Linked DNA regions of Homo sapiens: region 1 is linked to region 2. The links are chromatin loops, found by intact Hi-C in ENCODE. Cell type or tissue: K562. All regions are shown on one strand. Links, peaks and the distances in the headings refer to the core of each region. The heading gives the core; the rest is flanking DNA. Region 1 has its middle 25 kb from the start of RFK. Region 2 overlaps PCSK5 (proprotein convertase subtilisin/kexin type 5).

Evidence for each region. Hi-C counts contacts between places; a loop is a spot of excess contacts. Peaks named below come from ENCODE experiments on the same cell type or tissue, not always from the same donor. Only the 100,000 strongest peaks of a DNase experiment are listed, where the experiment ranks them.
Region 1: it touches region 2 in a loop (2.6-fold over the local background); 3 of 110 quality-filtered maps call a loop at or near these places.

Annotation. Positions count from the first base shown.
Region 1 is chr9:76,414,391-76,423,807 of GRCh38, reverse strand. It overlaps a transcript of GCNT1 not described here and the pseudogene H3P32. Among named protein-coding and RNA genes, the nearest start is that of RFK, 25 kb to the right of the region's middle. RefSeq lists an enhancer at 5,942-6,523. In K562, for the core only: a CTCF peak has its summit at 3,817 (motif pointing right); no DNase peak of the experiment used is centred there.
Region 2 is chr9:76,355,161-76,364,577 of GRCh38, reverse strand. It overlaps PCSK5 (proprotein convertase subtilisin/kexin type 5), which reads right to left. Exons shown (of 38, transcript NM_001372043.1): 38 at 1,603-6,065. The coding sequence ends at 5,656. Among named protein-coding and RNA genes, the nearest start is that of RFK, 35 kb to the left of the region's middle. In K562, for the core only: no CTCF peak of the experiment used is centred there; a DNase peak (open chromatin) is centred at 5,057.

The sequences.
Region 1 (9,417 bases), core at 650-8,649, 59 kb before region 2:
GAAATTTTAATGATGGCATTAAATCAATTCACTTCTATGGATTTCATCAAACTATGTCATAGCTTATATTATTCCTAGAAGAGTTGTTGAATCCCCATCTCATGGAAGCTTGAGAAAAAAAGCGTAACATCATCTGTTCCTTTCTCATTGCAGATCTGCAGGAAACATGCCATTTTGCAGTACAAATTAAGTGATTCTTTTGTTCATTAAAAGCTTGCCAAAACTGGTAACTGTGATGACTGACCTCTGTTTTAGTCTGTTTTGTGCTGTTATAACAGAATCCATGAGACTGGATAATTTATAATAAACAGAAATTTATTGGCTTACAGTTTTGAAGACTAGGAAGTTCAAGGTCATGGGGCCAGCATCTTGCAAGGGCCTTTTTGCTGCATCATCCCATGGGGGAAAGGCAAAGGGAGGGTGCAAGAGAGCAGGAGAATGAGCTCACAGTGTCAGCCTTTTTATAATTGGCATTAATTCATTCATGACGTTGGAATTCTCATGACCAAAACACCTCCAATTAGGCCCCACTTCCCAACAGCATTGCATCATTAGGGATTAAGTTTCCAACACATGAACTTTGGGGGACACATTTAAACCACGGCAACCTCCAAGGAGGAAAACATGATGCCTAATGGCAAGGGTGATGGCAATGGTGGTGGTGATCATGGACGACTAAGTTAGAAAAGTATAGATATTTCTCAGTTTACAATGGGGTTATGTCCTGCTAAATCCATCATAAATTGAAAATACCTTAAGTCAAAAATACATTTAATATGCCTAACCTGCTGAGGATCATAGTTTAGCCTAGGTTAACTTAAATGTGCTCAGAATACTTATTACATTAGTCTACCATTGGGCAAAATCATTGAACACAAAGGTTATTTTATAATAGTGTTGAATATCTCATGTAATTTATTGAATATTGTACTAAAAGTGAAAAAAATAATGGTTAGGCCAGGCATAGTGACTCATGCCTATGATCCCAGCAATCTGGGAGGCTGAGGCAGGCAGACTGCTTGAGCCCAGGAGTTTGAGACCAGCCTGGGCAACATGGAGAAACCTAGTCTCTACAAAAAATACAAAAATTAGCTGGGCATGGTGGCATGCACCTGTAGTTCCAGCTACTCTGGAGGCTGAGGTGGGAGGATCACTTGAGCCTAGGAGGTCAAGGCTGCAGTGAGTGCAGTGAGCCATAATCACACCACTGCACTCAAGCTTGGGTGATAGAGCAAAACCCTGTCTCAAAAAAACCAAAACAAAATGAAAACAAAAAACACCAGAATGGTTGTATAGGTACTCAAAGTATGGTTTCTACTGAATGCATATCATTGTTCCACCATAATAAAGCCAAAAAATTATAAATAAAATTAACATAAATCAAGAACTATCTATCTGCATAGTGAATGGATGAAATATACCGTAGATTAAGATGCTACTGCTGAGTGCCGTGGTTCACACCTGTAATCCTGGCACTTTGGGAGGCCGAGGCGGGTGGATCTCTTGAGCTCAGGAGTTCGAGACCATCTTGGGCAACATGGCTGATATGGTGTGGCTGTGTTCCCACTCATATTTCATCTTGAATTTTAATTCCCATAATCTCCATGTGTCGTGAGAGGGACCCGGTGGGAGGTATTAATAATTGAATCATGGGGGTGGTTTCTCCCATGCTGTTCTCATGACAGTGAGTGAGTTCTCATGAAATCTGATGGTTTTATAAGCTTCTGCTGTTTCCCCTTCTTGCACTCATTCTCTCTCCTGCTGCCCTGTGAAGAGGTGTCATCCACCATGATTGTAAGTTTCCTGAGGCCTCCCCAGCCATGCAGAACTGTGGGTCAATTAAACCTCTTTTCTTTATAAATTACCCAGTCCTGGATATTTCTTCATAGCAGCCTAAGAATGAACTAACATAACGGTAAAACCCTGGCTCTACAAAAAACACAAAAATTAGTCGGGTGTGGTGGCTTGCATGTGTAGTCCCAGCTACTTGGGAGGCTGAGGAAGGAGAATTGTTTGAGCCCAGGAGGTGGAGGCTGCAGACAGCTGTGATTGAGCCATTGCACTTCACCCTGGATGACAAAGTGAGACCATTTCCAAAAAAAAAAAAAAAAAAAAAAACAACCTACAAACAAATTGAGTTGCCATCAATAAGACATTAAATTGTGTGGGTTGTTTTTTGTTGTGGTTTTTTTTTTTTTTTTTTTTTTGAGACAGGGCCTTGCTCTCTCATCCAGGCTGGAGGGCAATGGCTCCATCTCGGCTCACTCAGCCTCCCTCCTGGGTTCAAGCAATTATCGTGCCTCAGCCTCCCTAGTAGCTGGGACTACAGGCACACACCACCATGGTCAGCTAATTTTTGTATTTTTTTTAAATAGAGATGGGGTTTTACAATGTTGGCCAGGCTGGTCTTAAACTCCTGACCTCGTGTGATCTGCCCGACTTGGCCTCCGAAAATGCTAGGATTACAGGTGTGAGCCACTGTGCCCAGCCAACATTTACTTATTTGTAAAAATCCAAATGCTGGCATTGTCCAGGAAAATCTAACAAGTTTATTTATAATTGTTATAAAGGTGAATTGCTGACACTTGTTTAATAAAACATTTTGATTTGCCTCAGTGCTTTATATTTCCACATTCATATTAACAATTCGCACACAAGTGAAAATGGTAAAACTGTCAATATCTGATTTCTATCCCCTATTTTTCCACTTGCATTTATATACTTAGGTACTTTTTGACCCCATGAGGAAAAAATATCAAACATTCAGAACCACCACTAACAGGAAGATGAGAGGATTTTTCATTTGTTTGTTTTGAGAATGAAATGTTTCCTTTCATAGTGGATTCTTTTTTTTTTTTTTTTTCCTTTTGAGATAGGGTCTTGTTCTGTCACCCAGGCTGGAGTGCAGTGGTGTGATTTTAGCTCACTGCAATCTTGAACTTCTGGCCTCAAGCCATCCTCCTGCCTCAGCCTCCCAAGTACCTGGGACCACAGCTGCATGCCACCAAGCCTGGCTATTTTTTTAAAATTATTTTTAGTAGAGAAGAGGTCTTGCTATGTTGCTCAGGCTGATCTTAAACTCCTGAGCTCAATTGATCCTCCTGGCTCCGCCTCCCAAAGTGCTGGGATTACAGGTGTGAGCCACCACACTCAGCCATAGTAGATTCTTAAACATATTCTCAATCTATGTAGCATGCTAGCTGGATGTCTTTAGTCATAACTGTTATACTTTGGGCTGGGTGTGGTGGCTTGTGCCTGCAATCCCAGCTAAATGGGAGGCTGAGCCTGGAGAATTGCTTGAGCCCAGGAGTTCAAGGCCAGACTGGGCAACATAGCAAGACCCCTCTCTCTAAATAATTTATTTTAATTAGCCAGGCCTGGTAGTGTGTGTCTGTAATCCCGGCTTCTCGGGAGGCTAAGGGAGGAGGATTACTTGGCCCAGGAGTTCAAGGCTGCAGTGAGCTATGATCACGCCACTGCACTCCAGCTTGGGTGACAGAGCAAAGCCTTGTCTCTAAAAATATAAATAGAAATGAAATATAAAAACAAACAAAAAACACTGTTACACATTTGATACAGAGAGCACCCAGGGTGGAAGTCCCACATGATAGACCACACTTGCTTCCTACAATAGACCTCACTTGCTTCCAATAGCTGTGCTCTGGCAACACAAATCTGTTTTGAAGTCCTAAGCAATTTCTAATATCAGGTACTGGAATGAAAGTTTGCAAATCAGAAATTTGGTGGACTTTTGATAACATCTAATTTCATGGAGTGCCACAGTATCAAGCCTGTAATGCTAAGGTTTCTTCATTTCTCCAGTAGAGGGTGCACTCTTGGGAAAGGCATTTGTAGCCAGATGTTTTCCGGGTGCCAGCTTTGTAGGAGCCATGGTAAGTAGGAGACACCTCCTGACTTACCTTCCTTCTTTGGCTGGAGCTCAGCAAGATAGAGGTGCTGGTGTTAGAGAGTAGCAACTGTGTGGTGGCTGCTCAACTTATTTAGTAAATGTTATTTTTAGACAGTACATTTTATGTCAGGATTCAATTCTGTTAAGTCACAATGTAGCAGTATGATCTCCACCACTGCTCCAGATGGAAACATTGCTTTACATTTTTTCTTTCCCTTTCTCTTTCTTTTTTATTTTTTTGACACAGGGTCTCAATTTGTCCCCCAGGCTGGAGTGTAGTCGCATGATATTGGCTCACTGCAGCCTAGACATCTTGGGCTCAAGGGATCCTCTCACCTCAACCTCCTGAGTAGTTGGGACTACAGCCACACCCCATGCCTGGCTAATTTTCGTAGAGACGGGGGTCTCGCCATGGTGCTCAGGTGGTCTTGAACCCCTGGGGTCAAGCGATTCTCCCGCCTTGGCCTCCCAAAGTGCTGGAATTACAAACATGACCCACTACGCCCAGCTTACACTTTAAACTATTTATTTTCCATTTATTTTACCAACCAATATGTATTTAGTAACAACCCTGTGCCAGACATGGTATTAGCTCTGGTGACACAGTAATGAAGATGGACAAAGTCTGTTGTCATGGAGTGTATATTCTGGAGGGGGATTGTGACAGCCAATAATCATGTAAATAAGATGGTGATGATTGGGATGGGGGCTATAAGGGATTAAGCACTGAGAATCGAAAGAAAGAATGACTGTTGATGTTATACAGATTATGCAGCCATAGAGGAGGCAATGTTGGGACTCAGAAAAGTGATACCCCAAAATATGGTGTTTTGGTATACTGAACTAAAAGAAGCAGCCTCGAGGTCTCTCTGACACCCCCCTCCAGCCTCCACTAACATTTTGTCTCTCCCAAGGCACAGGATGAGGCTCTTCTCTGATATTCCTTTATCACCTTTAAGACTGGACCCACAAAGAAAACACAATTGCCTTCCATCCCCTCTCCGAAATCTCATTACCTATCACAGAAAAGAAGACTGAGTAATGTAACCACACCTGGATGAATTTTTTCACAAAACAATGTCTGCCTTTCAGGCTCATTCAAATTCTAAAGAGAATAACTTACAGATTAATTCCTGTCTCCCAGGTTCATTCATTTCCCCTAAAAATCATTTGCTGCCCCTCAAAATTGTTACACCCTCAACTCCCCTTCCCCTGTGAACAAGAGTATGTAAGCAACTGGACCTCATTTGGGTTATTGGGTAATCCTACCCCTGCAATTCCCTCATGTTTATGCATGTTAAATAAATTTTGTATGCCTTTTTCTGCTTTTTAATCTGCCTTTTGTCAGTTCATTTTGTAAACCACAAATAAAATTCTAAGGCCCACCAACCAACCGTCTGAATAGACCCCCTCCTCTCAGCCAGGGCACTCCAACATTAACCTGAAAACCTGGTGCAAGCCATGATGGGAAGAGAGGGTGGGACATGCCTCATTATACCCTCCTCCCTTTTGGAATTCAGAAAAAGTTGACCAGCATGTACAATCAACACAGACTTTAAGTCTAGTAAGAAACACTTACAATCTGTTTTCTCCAAAGTCTGTTACCTGGAGGCTTTCTCAGCATGATAAAACTTTGGTTTCCACAACCTCTTATTGTAACCCAAATATTCCTTTCTATTGATAGTAGTTCTTTCAACCAATTGCCAATCTAAAATATTTTAAATGTACCTATAACCTGGAACCCCTCCTCCCCTCTCTGCCCACTTGGAGTTGTCCCACCTTTCTGGACTGAACCAATGTATACCTTACGTGTATTTGATTGATGTCTCATGTCTCCCTAAAATGTATAAAACTAGGCTGTACCCCGACCACCTTGGGCACATGTTCTCAGGGTCTTCTGAGGGCTGTGTCATGGGCTATGGTCACTTCTATTTGGCTCAGAATAAATCTCTTAAATATTTTACAAAGTTTCACTCTTTTCATCAACAATTTTCAACAAACCCTTAACAGGATGACGGACGCTTTCCCTTGGCCCCTCTACAATCATACAGGTGGGTGATGTGTGAGCTTTGCCATGATCTTACTGGGGTGCTATGAGTTGCTGAGAAATTACTGAAGAAATTAATGGCCTACAAAAGTGATATGAAAATTATTTTAAACTGAAAATGCCTGTACAACCAGCAGCTACAGAAATAAACATTATCCAAACTTAAGCAGGGCCTCCTGAAAATACAGATGCCTTTGGCTCCCCCACCCACCAAAGGAGTTTCCTGTTGGGAGAATACTGAAGTGTGAATTCAGCTAGCTATTAACATCAGAAAAGCCAACAGTACCTTTCATTCTTCCCCTTTGAAGTTTTAACTCCTCCCTGTTTTGTTCAGTTGACGTAAAAACATTTACCTCTGGCTTCTTATCCAGTTACTCCTTACTGAGTAATGAGTGCATGTATAAATAATTCTTGTTCTGTTCATCCATCTATTGTCAGTTAATCTTCAGGCCCCCAAGCAATTGAAACTAGTGGGTAGAGGAAAATTTTCCTTCCAACACTACATTGTGATACATACTCAGGTGGGTAAAAAAAGACTAGGGCACATTTTGTTGAATATTTGTCAACTTCATTTACTGCGGAGATGGCATTTTTATGTCCATAACCTCTGAATTATAATTTTGAAGAAGGCACTGAGGTAGGATTACATTTATTTCACCCATAGTTATTAAAGCAAATAATTTCATGAGCTTCATAAATAACTATAAACTATTTCAAAGAAAACATTTCTTAACTCATTGTTTAGATTTAAGGCAGATAAGTGACACATTTTTTATCATATCTTCTTTTTTTCTGAGACAGAGTCTGGCTCTGTCACCCAGGCTGGAGTGTGGCACAATCTTGGCTCACTGCAACCTCCATCTCCCAGGTTCAAATGATTCTCCTGCCTTAGCCTCCCAAGTAGCTGAGATTACAGGTGCCCACCACCACACCCAGCTAATTTTTTGTATTTTTAGTAGAGACAGGGTTTCACCATGATGGCCAGGCTGGTCTTGAACTCCTGACTTCAAGTGATCCACCCGCCTCAGCCTCTCAAAGCGCTGGGATGACAGGCGTGAGCCACTGCACCCAGCCAGATCATATCTTCTTAATTCCTAAGTATCACAAAAAAGCTTTTTCATCTTATTCAAAACTTAAAATTAAAAGAAGAATTTATGCCATAGTGTTAGTTAAATACGTAGTGAGACTGGAGAGTTCCCTGGATCCCTTCGTGGGACTTGCAACAGGGGTGTGGTTCGCTTACTCAGCCCCCCACTCAAACCCCTTGCAGGAGGGGGAGCGTGCAGGCAAGCAGGTGCCAAGGCTGGGGCAAGCACTTCTGGGCTCTGGCCCTATGGCAGCATCTAGGGGTGTGTTACAATTAATGCTCTTTTAGCAGTTGCCATTCATGGATGGCTAAGTGTTAACTGGCTCAGAGGAGAGTCAGCACGACAGCATTTTACTCTCTGCCCTCTTGGTATCCTGGTCCTTGTCTGGCATCCAGGAAGAATCAGGTCACATGGACTTGAAGGATGGTGAATGCAGAGGTTTTACTGAGTGAAGGAGGTGGCTCTTAGTGGGATGGGCAGCTGGAAAGGGGATGGAGTGGGAAGATAATCTTCCCCCTGGAGTTCAGCCGTCCCTGGCCAAACTCATCTCGACAGTCAGATGCTTCTTCTCTTCTTTCCTTCTCTGCCATGACACTCTGCTTGTCTGTAAGTGGAATTTGAGGTTTTTATGGGTATGGGATGGGGGGTATGATGGGCCAGGGCAGTTTTGGAAAAAGCAACATTGGAGTGGGAAAACAGGGATGTGAAGTTCTCATTTAGGGCTGTGGGCCCAGGCTTGTGGGTAGGGCCTTTGCCAGGGAACTGCCCTCTTCTATTCAGTATTTCCCTGCCTCCTGTCCATATCAATAATAGTTGGCTGCTGCTTCAGCCCCTGTGATTACCAGGAAGCATGAGAGCAATCTTGGCAGTGGAACAAAAAAACATTGAATAATGATTTGTGGGCACACCATACAAAATCACAATGGAAAGACAAACAGGAAGTCTCAGGGTTTTGGGTTTTTCTTGTGTTTTCTGGGGATAGAGGGGGCCCAAGCATTGTGTAATTAGTTGTCAATAACTTTCTTTGTGAATTCTACATGTGGAAGATCTGTTTCACATGTGCTTTGGCATTGAATAATTATTTTATTGATGCTTTGTTAAAACAAAGATAGAATCCCATTTTATATCTGGTTATGTAAATAGAAAACTGTACACACTGCTCTACTCTTGCTTTTCATGGGAGGGGAAATGGCTTCCCTCTACCCTTCTAGGTTCTTTGGCTAGGCCATGAATTAAATTGACAGATGATAAATTAACAAGAGAAAAATCATCTTAATTACATATGTATGCATAGGACTCTGACAAATATGTGAGACTTAATTCCAGCTTCCACTAGCCATCCTGTCCCACCTAAGGTGGGGGGAAAAATCCAAGGGGCAGAGACAGTATGTGAAGTTCACCGTCAAGGTCAGGTGTGGTGACTCATGCCTGTAATCCCAATACTTACCAAGACTGAGACAAGTGGATTGCTTGAGCCCAGGAATTCAAGACCAGCCTGAGCAACATGGTGAAACTCTGTCTCCACAAGAAATACAAAAATTAGCCAGGTATGTGGTGCGTGCCTGTAGCCCCAGCTACACAGGAGGCTGAGGTGGAAGTATCACCTGAGCCTAGGAAATCAAGGTACAGTAAGACATGATCGTGTCACTGCACTCCAGCCTGGGCAACAGAATGAGACTCTGTCTCAAGGAAAAAAAAAAGTTCACAGCTAAAGGGCACATAAAGGCTTACTAAATGCCTAAGACCTAATTATAGTGCCAGAGGCATTTAAAGGAGAGCAACTCCATCTTGAATAGGAGCTACGTAAAATAAAGCCCAGACCTGCTTGGCTGCCATCCCAGGAGGTTAGGCATTCTTATTCACAGGATAAGACTGGAGGTGAACAGGACTGGTATCACACGTCAGAGGTTGTAAAGACCCTACTGATGAAACAGGATGTGGTAAAGAAGCCAGCCAAAACTCACCGAAACCAAGATGGAGATGAAAGTGACCTCTGGTTGTCCTCACTTCTCATTATATGTTCGTTATAATGCATTAGCATGCTAAAAGACACTCCCACTAGCACCATGACAGTTTACAAATGCCATGGCAACTTCTGGAAATCACCCTACATGTTCTAAAAAGGCGAGGGACCCTCAGTTTCTGAAACTCTTCATCCTTTTTCTGGAAAACTCATGAATAATCTACCCCTTGTTTATCATCTAATCAAGAAATAACCATAAAAATAGTCAACCAGCAGCCCCCTGGTTGCTCTGCCTATGGAATAGCCATTCTTTTGTTTCATTACTTCTCTATAAACTTGCTTTTTACTTTACTCTGTGGACCACCCTGAATTATTTCTTGCATGACATCTAAGAACCCTCTCTTGGGGT
Region 2 (9,417 bases), core at 566-8,565:
GTTTAAGAGCAGAGGTTTAACAGAGGAAAGAGAAAAGAGAATAGCTCTCTCCGGGTGCCCAAGTGGGTCTTCCAGTTTCATGGTGAAATGCACAGGATTTTATAGAGGAGCTGGAGGAGGTGGTGTCTGATTTACATAGGGCCTGAGAGGTTGGTTGGACCAGGTGTACCATTTGCATAGTATGCAAAGAAGATAGCTATCCCATCCTAATCTTTTATTATGAAGATGGGGTCTCTACCTGGCCAGTGCCATGTTGTCTGCTTTTTTACTGCACATGTGGTGATGAAGAAAAGGAAAAAGATAACCTCCATGTTGAATACACCTGCCTTCCAGGTATCCCTTTTCTATTGGCACAGCTGCTGGCATTTACCTATGGAGGCTTTTAGCTTGCTTATCTATGCCTGCACCATGATTTTTTGGGCTGCTTTTTATTAAAAGGAAATCTTATCGAGGACTCTCTCACCCTTACTATCTGCCTAAATAATTTCTTTCTGGCTCCTGTATCAACTAGATTGAAAGTTCCATGAGGACTCAAATCTGATGGATCCCAGTTGCTGTTTTTCCAGTAACTAGAATAGTGCTGGGCACATGCTAGACACTTAACAAATACTTGGTAATTGATTGTTATAATTATTATCATAAAAGTCAGGTAAACTCCAGTGCCTTCTTCAAAGAATCCTGCCTCCATCCTCTTTTTCAAATTAAGTCTAAGCACAAATCTTCCCATGAAGCCACATCTGTATGCTCTAATTTGTAGCTATTTCATGGGTAACTGGCACCACCTCCTCCCCTCCTTACCATTTACTGTCAGGATTAAACAGGAGTGCACTGCATATACAACATATGGCCTAGATCATTTCTCCATATCTTTGAGTCTTGTCTTCTTAAAATTCAATTCTACCAGTCATCCTTGATTGTTAAACAATTGCTGGGCACTGTGCTGGGTTCTAGAAAAGAAACAGTAGCTGCCTCTAGGAGTACCTAGTCTTTCGGTGGATACAGCTTTGTAATCTAACGATTACATCACAAGGTGATATGAAAAGCTATATGCACAGAGTATCTAGGTAGCAGAGATGGGAGAAAGTGATTATCTTTCTCAAAAATTAGGGAAGACTTCCTAGGGGAGGTTATAAGGACATGTGACTTTTCAAGGAAGGTCAGGAATTTTCCAGCTGGTTAAGGTGGGAGAAGAATATTCCAAGGAGAGTAAACAGTATGTGCCCAAGGGCATGAGATAGCAGTATATTATCCTGGAGAGCCTAGAAGCAATTCAGTACTGTTGGAGCATAATGGAGAAGCTGGGAAATAAGGAGGGGGCCAGGAAATTGAGGGTGCTAAGTCCAGAGACAGAGCCAGTGGCCATATGTAACAAAGTTTTGAATGTCATAAACACTGTAGGTGACGGGGACCCCGGAATGGGATTATCTGAGGAACCTTAGAAATGACCTTTGATAGCAGGGTAGAAAATACGCCAGGAGAGAAAGAAAAGGAGATTAAAGCTGCACAATACTTCAGGAAGAAGTATGAGTGGTCTAGATGAGAAACACCGAGGGCCTGATTTATAGCAGGATGAGCCGCAGACAAAACTCCTCAGACACCGAGTTAAAGAAGGAGCAGTTTATTCGGCCAGGAGCATCGGCAAGACTCCTGTCTCAAGAGCCGAGCTCCCCGAGTGAGCAATTCCTGTCCCTTTTAAGGGCTCACAACTCTAAGGGGGTCCACGTGAGAGGGTCATGATCGATTGAGCAAGCAGGGGGTACGTGACTGGGGACTGCATGCACCAGTAATCAGAACGAAACAGCACAGGACAGGGATTTTTACAATGCTCTTCCATACAATGTCTGGAATCTATAGATAACATAACCGGTTAGGTCAGAGGTCGATCTTTAACTGCCAGGCCCAGGGCGTAGCGCCGGGCTGTCTGCCTGTGGATTTCATTTTTGCCTTTTAGTTTTTACTTCTTCTTTCTTTGGAGGCAGAAATTGGGCATAAGACAATATGAGGGGTGGTTTCCTCCCTTAGATTGAGGCAGTGCTGATGAGGCAGAAAGACAGATTGAGCTGATTTTTAGGAGAGAAAATTCAGAATTGATAAAGCTAGCTTGGTCTTTGAGTGTAGGAAGATAAAAAGAAGAAAAAATAGCACTCTTGTTGTGTATCTCTTACTTGGAAAATGTAATGCTAAGCACATAAAAATGCTCAGAAAGTTATTTAATAAGTAAGTCTCCATAGCATTATCTGGTCTTGATTTAATTTTATTTCCAATTTTAAAATTACTTTCTATTAACTGGAACCTCCCATGCTTTACCCAGCCTTTTGGTGTGTTTCCAGTCTACAAGGATTCTCTTAATATTTCCAAGTAGAAAACTAAAAGGTGACTTTGTTTTCCAATCACATATTTATCTATTTAGATAGTCATTAGCATAGTATTCAAAAGCCATCTAAGAATGACGTTGCATGACTAAAAACAAAGAAGGAAAGATGTCAAACCTCAATACACAAGCATGAGCCTTCTTTTCATTGCAGGCCACACAGAGGAACACCACAATTTTTCTTAGTATTGAAGTTCATCTCAACCTCAACCAATCTTTAACTGTGTATCATAGAGTTTTTTTTTCATAGAAAACAATTTCCAGTTTACAGAAAGAAATGTCAAACTCAGTCTATCAGAGCTTTAGAATTAACAAGGAAGATGAACAACACAGTATAAGCAAAATTGCTCGTTTTTGTAAGCTAACTGCAACCACAGAGGTGAGAAAGTCTTCCATTGATATGATGGCTATCATGCATATATTTTTATATGTTTCTAAGAATTGAAAGTAGAACTATCAGGGCTTCAGATACATTTTGAAGAGATAATGTTATTTATTTATTTTGAGTCAGGGTCTTAGCTCTGTCATTCAGGCTGAAGTGCAATAGCAAGATCACAGCTCACTGCAGCCTCGACCTCCCGGGTTCAAGTGATCCTTCCACCTTAGCCTCCTGAGTAGCTGAGACTACAGACACTTGCCACCATGCCTGGCTAATTTTTAAATTTTTTGTAGACACGGGAGTCTCACTATGTTGTCCAAGGCTGATGTCGAACTCCTGGGCTCAAGAACAGGTGGTGGGTCAGCAATCCTCCTGCCTTAGCCTCCCAGAGTGCTGGGATTACAGGCATGAGCCAGCAGTCCTGGCAAGGAGATAATTTTATTTATTTATTTATTTAGTTAGTTAGTTAGTTACTTATTTTTTGAGATGGAGTCTTGCTCTGTCACCCAGGCTGGAGTGCAATGGTGCCATCTCCGCTCACTGCAACCTCTGCCTCCCGGGCTCAAGTGATTTGCCTGCCTCAGCCTCCTGAGTAGCTGGGATTACAGGTGTGCACCAACATGCCCAGATTTTTATTGTATTTTTAGTAGAAATGGGGTTTCACCATGTTGGCTAAGCTGGTATCAAACTCCTGACTTCAGGTGATCTGCCTGCCTCAGTCTCCCAAAGTGCTAGGATTAGAGGTATGAGCCACCACGCCTGGCCAAGGAGATAATTTTAAATGATCAAAATTTTTGGAGGCATATCATACATGTACATGTATGATCTCTGAAAACTGTTTTAAAGATAAAGTCAGCAAAGTACAGCCTGTTGGCCAAATCTGACCCACCACCTGTTCTTGTAATGCTGTGAACTGAGAATAGCTTTTGCATTTTTAAATTTTAAAAGGTTGAAAAAAATCAAAAGAAGAATAAAATTTTATAATATGTGAAAATTACCTGAATTTCAAATGTCAGTGTCCATAAATAAGGTTTTATTGAAGCACAGCTCACCCATCCGTTATGTACCAGCTGCATTCATGCTATAATAGCAGAGCTGAGTGGTTATGACAGAGACTTTCTGGCCAAGAAAGCCTAATGTACTTACTAGCTGGCTCTTTCCAGAGACTGTTTGTCAACCCTGTTTTAAGAGCTTTCCTCTAAAGAAGCACAAGCCTTTAGTAAACTGAAGACTTCTTCATAAAGATTTTCTGTGTCAGTGATACATTATGTTAAAAAAAGAAAATCCATGAATTTAGTAAAGATAACATTGATATTATAGACTAAAACAATAGGCATGACTTTAATTATATTTAGGATGCTTATTTTCCCACCTTATTTCAGTAGCATAGTTATAAGAACACACGCTTTAGGGTGATCATTCTTTTTTCTTGAATTTTGTTGAGCTTTGCATGACCTTGGACTAGTTACCTAACCTCTTGTAAGCCTCAGGTTTCCTACAAGAACAGAATAATAGCAATACCAACCTCATGGGAGTATGGTAAGTACCAAAATGGATAAGTGGGGCATTTTTGGGGGGGAATTACTTAGCTTGTTATCTGGTAGTAGGTGTGCAATAGATTATAATTATCATCATTCTCTGAAAATGTCATTTTTGCTTTCTGGTGCTCCATTTCTAGTACTGCCTGTAAGGTCTATTTTGACAAGGAAATCTGTAAGACCCTGCCAACATCATTTTGCATAGCAAGAGCCCTTCTCTGTGTTACAATCTGGACAAAAACTGTCCTCAGTTGCATGAATCCAAGAATACACTTGACAGAAGAATGGAAAAAAGGAAGCCTAGGAAGTCTAGAAACAAAAATCATAGTGATGAGCAGTGCTGGAAGGCTGGTCAGCAGCTAGAGTACAGCTTGTGAGCAGCATATTGGGATTTTTTTTTTTCCATGTTAGACTCTATTCCAACTCTTTCTATTGAGAGTCCACGGTTTTGTGATGGGTTGTTGATGAAGGAAAGCTCTGAATTTTTTAGAGCGGATGAAGTGTTTGTCATTTTATTCCATTTTATGTTAGGTTAACACTGCCATTTTTCTTTTATTATTCGATGTCTTAGCTGATGTCTCCCAGGCGAAAAGTACCCAGAAAATCATGAGAGTGCAGTTCCTGGAAATTCAGTTATTTCTTTCTCGCTGGGCTTGCTCTGCCTTTAGAATTGTTGTGACTCTGGATTCCTGCGGAGGAACTAGGGCCTGGGGTGACCTCATGGCTCCTCAGCTATGATGCACCTTCTCTTTTCTTCCCTTATCTCAAGTAGGTCCTGAGCAGCCCAGCCCAGGTGGTCTCTTCTGCTCACCAGGGGTGGCCTGGAGTCAATTGATAAGAGCCCTCTTTTCTTGGCCCTTACAAAACAAATTTCTGCCTAAAGACAGCTAAAGGGAAGAAAAACACCACCAAACCAACAACTCCTTTGTACCTCCATTATCCCCAAAATTAGATAAAGAAAAATTAGAATACCAGGAGGCAGCAGACACCTCCACAATGCAGCTCGGAAACAGAATTTCTATAGATCTGCTGTCCTTTTTTTAAAATCACATAGAAGAGTTTGTACAAATCTCATTTGTTTTCACTTCCTTCATTTTTGTGTCTTAACACATTATTTTGAGGAAAATGCCTCTGAATTTTATCCTTGCTCTTCAATTACGGTTGAACAGGAACTGTTAATTGAGTTTAGCCACTCAAAAGAAGAACAAAGTATTTCATCATTCTTACATATTCTGGTTGGACTCATGGTTAAAGAAGACAAATAGAAAAACTCACACATCAGCCTGGTGTGGGGATAAAACCAAAAACAGTGATGCTCACAGGCATGCCTGAGAGTGGAATGGTGGTGTTGGTGGGGGAGTGCCTGTTTACTGGTAGTAGGAGTAACTCTCGTCATCATATTCCAGCTCATCTATGTCATCGTCATCCAGCAGCCCATATTTAAATTTCCGGTAGACTGTGCCATCCTGGCCCATGTAGACGATGTCATCATCATCATCCTCATCATAGTCCCGATCCCTGTACTCAATCACCTGATCCTCTTCAAAGCTGGTGCTCTCTCTATAGCTGCTCTTATAGGAGGAGTAAGACTTGTTGGGGTCGGCCAGTTTTTCATAGCCGGCCTTTGCTGCTGGCTGGACTCGGCCACGAGATTTCTTCCACACTACCACAGCTGCCCCGAGCAGAAGCACCAGCATCATGGAGGAGGTGATGAACAGAGCTGTCTTGAAATGCTCAGTTGCAGGCCTAACCTTGCTTGTTCGAAGGATGCATTCGTCTGTTGGAAGAAGACCTCAAAGGAAGAGGCAAGAGGGAAAAAGTGAAAGAAATAGAATAGAGAAAATTAGTTTCTGAGGTAAAGAATTTCACCTTTATTTTAAAAATTGAAAATGGTAGAATCACTGTCTCTGATTTTCCTCTGTTTTTAATTTTAATTTTAATTTTTTTGTAGAGACAGCATCTCACTATGTTGCCCTGGCTGGTCTCAAACTCTTGGGCTCAAGAGATCCTCCCACCTTGGTCTCCCAGAGTGCTGGGATTACAGACGTGAGCCACCGCACCCGGCCTGTCTCTGATTTTCCTAGAAGGCATACCACTGTATAAAATTGGAGTATGTACCCCGTGAGAATCCTAGCCTATGTCTGATGAAGCCAATAAATCCTTCTAGAAAGAAGGTCAGTTTGCCATCCAAAGGGAGTTCCCTTATCCCCATACCTCGTAGGTCAGTCACCAGGTGTCCAACATTATCAACTGATTCTTCTATTTCCCTCCTAAGAAAATACTTCATCTTGGACTAAGCTTTAGTTATTGCTAAATGCTCTATTTTCTTTCCCAATTCCAACTTCTTTTCTAAGACTGAGTCCTCTCCCAAGGTACCCTTAAGTCTGGGCCAACATGACTGTCCCACCACTTAAGGGCAAGAGCAGATAATTTATAAAACTACTGACTCTGAGAGCCATGTGGGGCCTTAGAAATTACTTAGGCCAATTTGTTGTTTGACATTTGAGGAAACTAAAGTCCATCGAGAGGAAGTGAATTGTCACATTGTCAGAGACAAGACCTTATTTGTGGAGCAATCAGAATTCAAATCCAGGAATCCTAGCTCCATGCTACAGTCTAAAGACATTAGGACAAAAGGCTCTGACAACAGTTCTTTGGCTTCTTGGAGTTTTATGCTCCTAGCCTGGCAGAAAAAGAAGTACTATCTTTAAATCCTATCAACTTGAATGATAGGGAATTTTTTTCTATCATTATTAAGAGTTTTTTTTTTTGAGATGGAGTCTCGCTCTGTCACCCAGGCTGGAGTGCAGTAGCACAATAGCTCGGCTCACTGCAGCCTCTGTCTCCCAAGCTCAAGCAATTCTCATGCCTTAGCCTCCTGTGTAGCTAGGACTACAGGTGCACACCACCATGCCTGGCTGATTTTTGTATTTTTAGTAGAGATGGGGTTTCACCATGTTGGCCAGGCTGGTCTTGAATTCCTGACCTCAGGTGATCACCCTCGGCCTCCCAAAGTTCTGGGGCATGAGCCACCACATCCAGCCATTATTAAGAGTTTTGAAATCCGGAGTTCCAACCCCTGTCATCCATCAGCCTCTGTTTTGATGCCTTGATTGAGAATATGGAGTAACCAAAACAGTTTCATGGAAGGAAAGATTCAACTGTAACTTTAGTGATGAGGATGAGCTCATTTTTCTTACTTCTTATTCATTTTTCCAGGTGGTATGATTTGGGTAATATGTCTATTTTTTTTCTATTCTTTAACCCACCACATGGGAGTATGAAAGAACCAGAGAAAAAACTATCAGGCCATGAGGCCATGTTGGATGTACAAGCTGAGTTACACGGTAGGTTTTTCATAAATATTTGTTGAACTTCTTGGATCTCTCGTGTTCAAGGGATAATTTCATGAGCAATTCTAGGTACATCCTACACAGGTACATTCTAGGTATATTCATTCTAGATAAATGAATATAACACTGCTGCCAAGGTGCAATGCTTTTTGCTTATTAAATATTGATCAATTAGATCTGATACATCATGACTATGTATTTCTCTTTCTTTTTTGCTAGTGAGAAAGAAGTTTTCTATTTTATCATAATTTTCATTCTCATGGGATTTTACCTATCAAGCCGAGTTTCTTCTTCTAAAGTAACAGCCCTATCATTATTACATTAATCATTAGCAAGTTCAGCATAGAATTTTTCCCTGGAGAAAACATTAAAGCATTGGAGAGATTGATAAGCAATCTGTGTGTGGTACTGTGAGATAAATACTGCCTGAAGCAGTAGAATCAATATGAAAACCTTTTGAGGTTGTTTGAATTACTAGGGTGCCATATGCAGTCATGCCTTGCTTACTATTCTCCATCCCAGGTCTGCAGAGTCAGGGTTAGCCTTTGTGATATGGTTTCTTTGAAGGGGCAGAGTGTCTCTGTAAAGAAGGATCAGGTAATCAAGAGCATTTATACTTTCGCAGATTGCTGCAGGTGGCTCTTCAAGAGCTGCAGGGGGACCAGGAAAGCTGACGAGATAGTTCTTAGTTGGAACAGTCTTTCAGAAACTCTGCATGCAACATGCACAAACTTCTGGTTTCATTTAAAGGCATTAATGTTGTGAGAGTTATTATTCTTAGCTGACACAGAATGGATATTAGGCAATCAGACCCTGAATGTAGGTGTGTATGAAGAACAGGGAAAACCAGCTGCTCGTGGGGGTGGGAAAGCTGAAAGAAGGAAAACGTTTTTGGAAAGATGATACTTAAAACCCAATTGAAAATGCTGATCAAGCCAGGCGCGGTAGCTCACGCCTATAATCTCAGCACTTTGGGAGGTTGAGGTGGGCAGATCACCTGAGGTCAGGAGGTCAAGACCAGTCTGGCCAACATGGTGAAACCCCTTCTGTACTAAAAATACAAAAATTAGCCGGGTGTGGTGGTGGGCACCTGTAATCCAAGCTACTCTGGAGGCTGAGGTAGAAGAATAGCTTGAACCCAGGAGACAGAGGTTGCCGTGAGCCGAGATTGTGCCATTGCACTCCAGCCTGGGTGACAGAGCCACACTCTGTCAAAACAAAAAAAGAAAAAGAAAAAGAAAGAAAGAAAGAAAGAAAATGCTAATCAAAAATAAAAAAGAAATGGCTGGTAGCAGTTATGGGTCTGGGATTTTCTTTACTTACAAATAGACCAACTCACAAATATGGCATCGCTTTTTGTCAGTGAATGTCACTTCTGAACCCCAAGGAAATTATCTACTTCTGGACTAGAGAGTATATTTTAAGAATATATGTTTCTTTTTTTTTCTTTTCTTTTCTTTTTTTGAGACGGAGTCTCGCTCTGTCACCCAGGCTGGAGTGCAGTGGCACGATCTTGGCTCACTGCGAGCTCTGCCTCCCGGGTTCACGCCATTCTCTTGCCTCAGCCTCCTGAGTAGCTGGGACTACAGGCGCCCGCCACCACGCCTGGCTAATTTTTTTGTATTTTTAGTAGAGACAGGGTTTCACTATGTTAGCCAGGACGTTCTCGATCTCCTGACCTTGTGATCCGCCCTCCTTGGCTCCGCAAAGTGCTGAGATTACAGGCGTGAGCCACCGCGCCCGGCCATGTTTCTTTTTTTAGAAGGAATCAGTCAG